Linked DNA regions of Homo sapiens: all the other regions are linked to region 3. The links are chromatin loops, found by intact Hi-C in ENCODE. Cell type or tissue: heart right ventricle. All regions are shown on one strand.

Region 1 (2,500 bases), 46 kb after region 3:
AAGCAAGGTGCAGACATTATTACACTTTTTCCTTAAATACTGCAGCGTGTATTATCTCACAGACACAAAGAATATTCTTCTTCATAAGCCCAGTATTGCCATCACACCCAGCTATTCCCCAAACATTCTTTGTAGGTGTTCCTCCACTTCCCAGGATTATGTATTTCATTCAGTTATTATGTTTTGTATTCTTTTTAAATCTCCTTTTCAATATCATTTATGCAACTGACATTTTTCAAGAATCCATGATGATGATATTAATCCAGAACGTCCCACAATCTGGGTTTTTCTAATTTCTTTCTTATAATTAGCTCCAGATTAAACATTTTGGCAAGAATGCTAAATAGGTAATGTTATGGAAACAGGCAAACTTTAGAGACTGGGAGGGTGCATTATTAGTCATTATGCTGAAACTACAGGTATAAACTGGAATGTTGGGCCATGCTAATCATAGAACCCCACCTACAGCCAAAATAGCTAGTCTGGGAATTGGCACAGGATCTAAAATGGGCCAATAGGAGTTCTATTTTTTTTAAATATTTTAAATTGATCTGAGGAAAAAGGACTCCTACAGATTGTTGCTAAGCTGTTTGTCTGAAGCTGGGAAAGATTTAGATGTAGGTAGAAAACACAGTAAGAGGGTCCTGATGGCATTTGTCCTTTCATTTCAGGTTCTCTCTTAAAATCAGGTTCACCTTTGTTCTTTTAATACAATTTATTGAACATTTATTATGTGCTAGACGATTTTTAAGTGCTTTGCATGTATTAAATCATGTAATCCTCCTAACACAGTTCCATGAGATGGTTTTTATACTGTCCCCATTTTAGAGATGCCAAGGAAGGAAAGCTTGATTTACTTGCCAAAGATTTCACAGCCAAAAGAAGATAATGGAACCAAAAGAAGAATCCATAGCACATGATCTTGATCACAGTGGTAGGGTTACACCAGAAGGGATGAGACTCCACCTACTGTTTACTCTTGTGCTTAAACTAGTCAGCTTGGATTTTTGTCTGCAATCCCAGAGTCCAGGTTAATACACTTATGACTTCCAGTCTTCAGATATGAATGGATAAAACCCCCTTCTCAGACCCTGTTTTTGCCTCTTTTAGACACAGGCCTTCATTATGATTAGGAGCGTGCTCTTAATTAGGAGTTTTCCAACAATTTGTTTGTAAGGCCCTACAGGATATTACTGTAAGGAGTACATTAATAATGAAAGAATTTTGACAAAGACAGGGTTGAAGCTTTGATAATAACTGTTTAGTCAAACCTATTAAAACATTGAGGACATCAATTAAGAGGAAATAATATTCTACACATTGAACCTCTTTCACTATATTATTATCTAAAAGCAAATTGTTTTAAGAGGCTCTATTCTTAATGTGTTGGAAGACTGTGTACTCAGTTTTAAAATACAAAACAGAAGTTAGTATGAAGGAAGTGGTCTTCTTGATGACAGGGACAGATGACAGGGTATTGTGAAATTTTAATATGTAGCATGATTGGTTGTAAATTGTTCCCACATAGCTGAAGTAATTTGCAAATAAGAGATGATGAGTCAGATCTTCCATGGGTATGGTAATACATGCCAGTGAATAAAATCTGAAGTTACATCGGTATGATTTAATTTTGAGTTACATTGCTGTCAATTCATGTATATCAATAGAATCACTCCAAGTTTTAGGACTCCAGGTATAAGTTTTAGGATGTGTGTGTGTGTGTGTGTGTGTGTGTGTGTGTGGTGGTGGGGGGCTTCCTGAGGCTAAAGTGCAGTGGTGCAATCACAGCTCATTGCAGCTTCAGGTGTTCACCCACTACACCCAGCTAATTTATTTTTTGTGAGGACAGTGGCTCGCTATGTTGCCCAGGCTGGTTTTGGACTCCTAGCCTCCAGCGATCCTCCCACTTCCGTCTCCCAAAGTGCTGGGATTTCAGGCACGAGCCACGGTTTCTGGCCTGATATTTATGTTTTTAAAGATGAAATATAAAACTAAGATATCGTCCAGAGGCATAAGTTCTATACCCATTTTTATACTAACCATCAGTATCTGAGTATTTTTCACAATAAATTTGGAATCAACATTTGACTAAGAAGATTAAAGAAGAGTCACATATATGGGTTAAAGGAAATAATGTTTCTGTTGATAGAGCATCTTTACACGGGAGCTGTTGTCGCTTCTATTTTAAAGAAGGAAAGGTTGAGTCATCAAGCTACTTGTTTCAGGTCAGTTAGTAAACAGTGGATCTGAGACTAGAACTCGGGTTTTTCCCACTGCAGAGAACAAAGATTTCTGTCACATGCTGGTGTTTAAGAAAGAATAAATGGTGTAGAATGAGTAAAAGAAAGTAATCATGAGTGTAGCACAGGATTGGCGGTAAGCCTTGATTTAGAATATTTGCTGATGTAATAAATATGCTAAAGAAGGGTTAAACAGTGTGATCGTCCAGTTATTTTGATTTTATGTAATTTCTTTCCTTCATATGTAAAGAGAATCAAAT
Region 2 (2,500 bases), 100 kb after region 3:
GCTGTGGCCCAGATTCTAACAACCTTTCACTTAGACTACCGCCACATTCTAAGTTGGACTCTTCATTTACAAGTTCTTTTGTCAACAAATGGCAATAAAATAAGATTTTTTTTCTATCAGAGGTAACTTATTTGATACTTCCCAAAAGTACCCAGTTGCCTTTGTTATCAAACTCCAAACCTTGTGCCCACAAACTTTCTAACAAGTATAACTAAAATGTATTGACCATTTTATTATACACCAAGCTTTACACTAAACATGACATAGATAATATATATAATCTATATATAATCTCATTTAATATATATTTAGAAAAATAACAATATCACATATGTTAACTTATATCATATGTATTATATCACATGTATTATACTATGTATTATATGAGTTTTATGTACATCTCTTTTTTATGAAAATCTGATTTTATACATCTGCACTGTCCAATATGCTAATATTTAATATAATATATATACATATATATAATCTCATTTAATCTTCATGGAGTGGGTACCATTTTGAGTCCTCGATGTGAGGATATTGAAGCCGAGAGAGACTATATGACTAGCTAGTGGCCAGTGGATCTAGGCTAAGTCTGTCAAGTGTCAATTTCCAGGCTGATCACCTCTACTTCCTTCCTCCCTAACCTCTGTTTGCTTTGTGTTGATAAGTTTTGTATAAAGCTGTCTATTTTATTTCCCATTCTACTCTCTTAAATCAGCCTCGGGTATATAGTGTTTCATTCCAGAGTCTTTCTTCTGCTCAATCATTTTCCCCTCATCTCAATCAAATCAAATCAAATCCCTAGTCCGGGAAACACAGCTTGCCTCTCAATTGCTTTTTGGTGAATGCTTCCCAGGCTAATGCTATCAGATAAGCCCTCAACACTTGTAAACTTTACATATATTTTGAGTTGTTTTGATGCAGCTTTTTCAATCTCTATCATTTAATTTACATCTGATCCTTACGTAGGTGTTCTGTTTCTTTTCTTTGTATCTCTTCACCCTAGTCTGTGCTAGATAGAAAACAGTAACATTACGGAAACCTCTGCCAGGCATGGGGAATGTTTTTATGTCTTTAGCCCTCTGAACTAACCAAGCTCTTCCAGCTACTTATCACTTATTCACTCATTTACTTTCACCAAGCTCCTAATCTACTTTCTCAGTTTCAACAAATATTTAGCATCAACTGCATGAACACACCACACAACATGCATTCAAAGTGCAAACCCTATCCTAATAGTAAAGAACAAAGAAAACCTTGTATAACAGGTGCTATGAAAACAGTATCAATTTCTACTAATTCTTATTCCTCTAAAAAGAAAAAGCAGAGTTAGTTGGCTTCCTATTTAACTAGGTTCACATCTTTATTCTACTCATTGCCTCCCCTCACATTTCTGTAGTTGACTAGGAAAAGGGTACATCATCATATAATTTGCCAGTCACAGCCCTTTCTTTTTATCTTGCTTTTGCGTCTGCCGTATATTGTAATCACAGTGTTAGTGTAAGCTGTAGAAAATCACATTTGTATGTGGCCTTGTCCTCACATAAATGTATCCTATATATATATTTCTGTAAAACACATAACTGCTTGCACAGATACACAGATGAACACAATCATTGGAGAATGTAGCTGGTAGGATGAGAGGATGCTTGGCTCAGTAAAGGGAAGAGAAGTAAAGTCCAAGGGACCCTACTTCTATCTTTCCTCTTAGAATTGAGTTCTTCCTTGGCTCTCGTGTTTTATTGTTTTAACTTAATATCACATGTATTATACTATGTATTATATGAGTTTTATGCATGTCTCTTTTTATGAAAATATGATTTTATACATCTGCACTGTCCAATATGCTAACCACTAGCCACATGTGGCCATGCTATACTTGGAATGTAGCTGGTTCAAACTACTCTAAGCCTAAATAGATTCCATATTTCAAAGACCAGGTAGGAAAAATGTGACATTAAATATCTCCTTAATAATTTTTAATTTTGATCATTTGTTAAAATAACATTTTACTATATGTAGTTAAATAAAACATATTTTATTTAACATTTAAATAAATATTTCTATACCTTTTTAAAGGTATAGAAATTAATTTTAACTCTTTCTTTTTACTTTTAAAATATAGCTACTAGAAAGCCAGCACACACATGGCTTTTGTTTGTGGCTCTTACCGTATTTCTATTGGAGAGTGTTATTATAAATGTCAGTGATTGTGCAGATTATTCAGACCTGCATATATGCATGTTGTGTGGTGTGTTCATGCAGTTGGTGCTAAATATTTGTTGAAACTGAGAAAGTAGATTAGGAGCTTGGTGAAAGTAAATGAGTGAGTAAGTGTTAAGTAGCTGGAAGAGCTTGGTTAGTTCAGAGGGCTAAAATTTGCTGCCAGATATTTAAGAATCTAGGTATCATTAGATATAATGGAGATGCAGAGGCAGGAACTTTACAAACAAATGCTGTGGGATTGATAGAAAATAAGGTATGATAACTAAGGCATCCC
Region 3 (2,500 bases):
TATGTAAGCTGGCCTGTGTCGTTTTTGTGATATCTGGCCTTACTTCTAAGATACTCTAAAATCATTAGAGATAACATGACTGTGGGCCTGAAAAGTTTCTATAGGTATTTTCTTTTTGAACCATATACTAAACATGGTTGAGTAAAGATCATTTGTCTGTCAGCCTTACTAAAGATAAAATGGAATGTGGAGGTTGGTTGCTCAAGAATGAATCATCTCCTTACCGCTAGAATTATTCCCCTCAGCAAAAGGTATGCTGTGCTTAGTTGAGAAAAACGTGGAAGCTGCTAGATTTTAGGTTATAGAATTTTTAGTCTCTATCATTCAACACTTGAAATAGAAATGTTCTGGTAGTGAAGCTCACAAAAATATAAGCAGTTCTCATAAAGAAACAGGAAATTTAATGTGTGTGATTATTTCCACTATGTTAATTTACAGCAAAAAATGGCCTATTTTTTTTCTGTCCACTTTGGAGTTGAAAGGAATATTTTTAAAAACCCAAGTTAGTGGAATTTTTAAACCAGTTTTGATCGTGAATATTTTAGTCTAAATATTTCTCTCTGGAAATAATCAAGATTGTTTACAGTTTTAAAGTTGTTTCAGAACAGTATCAGGATTAATTAATACAGTTAATATGTCAAATTTCTTTTGAAATATTCAAGCTTTGTTTGAGTTTTATTTTTCTGCCCTGGATGCCTGAGAAATTGAAAGAGTGTAAGAACAGTTGGCATAGACCTTTCCTTCTTGAATTCAGTTAAGCTTATCACAAACTATGTCATGGCCAGAGCTTAACGCGTTGTTCCCCTTCCAGAAAACTATTTGCCAAATATAACACAGTTCAGATGGTGGGAAAACTGTGAAGCGTTCACATTTAACCTAGACTTCTCCCCCAGTGTACAAGTTTAGAGATGAAGAAAACATGCTGATAAATCAGCATACCTGCCCGCCACCTCCCCCACTTCTGAAAACCACAAAAGCAGAAGCAGCCATTATTGGATCCTTGACGTGGAGTTTTCTGCTCTGAGCCTATTTGGAGCTGTCGGTTAACAATTTGAAACAACATGTGAGGGTGAAGGGTGCCTGGATGGATAACTATGAATGTTATTTAAAAAATATGATGCTGCCTAAAGACTACAGCCAGCTATCTGGCCTGTGAATGTGGAGACTCTTTCATCTTCGTCTCATTTGGTAATTAGCACACTGACCCTGTGCAGACTAGAAGCATAAAAAAACATTTTGAAAAGTGCAGAGGAAGAAGGAGGATTAAGACAAACATTTATATAACCAGGAAAAATGACCCAGGAAAGACGGGAAATCTGGTGACACTCTGTTTATCCACAGTAATGTTAAAATAGTTTGCAAGTGAAACAAAGCAGATCCCTTGAATAAATCACTGAGAAAGTAGAAGGATCGACCAACAGCCAAGATCATGTCACGAGCTATCCGTGTGATGTGATCCTCCCCTATTATACCAGACTGATGGCTTTCCATTGAATATCACCTCTCTCTTTTGTCTCTCCAGCTTTTTCCATCATGGAATTATGTGAAAGTGGGCTGCTGTAAATAGGAATTGGAAGGGGTTGAAGACGGCATAAATTATTAGGAAAGGGGAGAGTATCAGGATGTTTGGGCTCTAATTAACACCCAAACATTAATTTAAATCAGAGGCAGTTTAATGAATGTTGAATATCTGAAAAAAAAAAACTTCATAGCAATTTCATGAGGGGCAAAATCTCAGTTGTTTTTCTAGGTCATCTGCACTATGAGAAGATTTGCTCTTCTGAGGTTAGCAAAATTGGTGTTGGTCTCTGTCTAAAAGCTGAAGCAAGCCAGGTGTGGTGGTGCACGCCTGTAGTCCCAGCTACTTGGGAGGCTGAGGTGGGAAGATCACTTGAGCCCAAAAGTTCAACTCCAGCCTGGATGACATAGCATAGACCCCTGTCTCTTAAAAAATCAAAAGCTGAAGCATACAAGCTATCAGAAAGTTAACTGAACTTTCTTAACTTTTATATAAGTGGCTTTGGTTCAGTGCCAGGTAATTATCTCCAGGGAAAGATAAGCTCTTTTGCAAGCAGTTTTCAAAAGTTTGATGGTCTAACTGCTTGCCAGTTAGATGCTAAGAGCCCTAGCCTGGCATGATGAAGGATGCCGCTTATTTGTAAACCACATTCTTCTGTCATCAGGATTCCGAGAGAAGTCTGTGGAATGGTTTACATGGACTTTGCATTTATGCATTCATTTATGAATAGAATTGCTCAGGTGTGGAAGAGACAAGCAAACAACAGTTCCTTGTCCTCAAGAAACTCATCATCTGTTAGAGAAGTAAAAATTTAAATAATCATACAAATTGAGGAAGTACAAAATGTGAAAAAGACTAATTAAATGACAAATTAGCATTTTAAGTAATAATTGCTCTGAATTCAAGGGAGGTAGAGATCAAACAGGCTAGAGTAATTATGAAAGTTTTTGTGGAAGACAGGGGCCTTTCATACCACCTCAC

The links. A loop is a pair of places that touch in the nucleus more often than their neighbours do. Peaks named below come from ENCODE experiments on the same cell type or tissue, not always from the same donor. Only the 100,000 strongest peaks of a DNase experiment are listed, where the experiment ranks them.
Region 1: a loop joins it to region 3, with 2.4 times the contacts of the local background. A loop is called at or near these places in 8 of 110 quality-filtered maps.
Region 2: it touches region 3 in a loop (5-fold over the local background); 3 of 110 quality-filtered maps call a loop at or near these places.

What each region holds. Positions count from the first base shown.
Region 1 is chr12:19,892,732-19,895,231 of GRCh38, forward strand. No RefSeq gene overlaps it. Among named protein-coding and RNA genes, the nearest start is that of LINC02398, 120 kb to the right of the region's middle. RefSeq lists an enhancer at 2,092-2,201. In heart right ventricle, a CTCF peak has its summit at 973; no DNase peak of the experiment used is centred here.
Region 2 is chr12:19,951,017-19,953,516 of GRCh38, forward strand. No RefSeq gene overlaps it. Among named protein-coding and RNA genes, the nearest start is that of LINC02398, 62 kb to the right of the region's middle. In heart right ventricle, no CTCF peak of the experiment used is centred here; no DNase peak of the experiment used is centred here; H3K27ac peaks cover 912 bases.
Region 3 is chr12:19,846,567-19,849,066 of GRCh38, forward strand. All of the region lies in intron 1 of LOC105369682 (a long non-coding RNA gene), which reads right to left. Among named protein-coding and RNA genes, the nearest start is that of LINC02398, 170 kb to the right of the region's middle. In heart right ventricle, no CTCF peak of the experiment used is centred here; a DNase peak (open chromatin) is centred at 955; H3K27ac peaks cover 2,500 bases.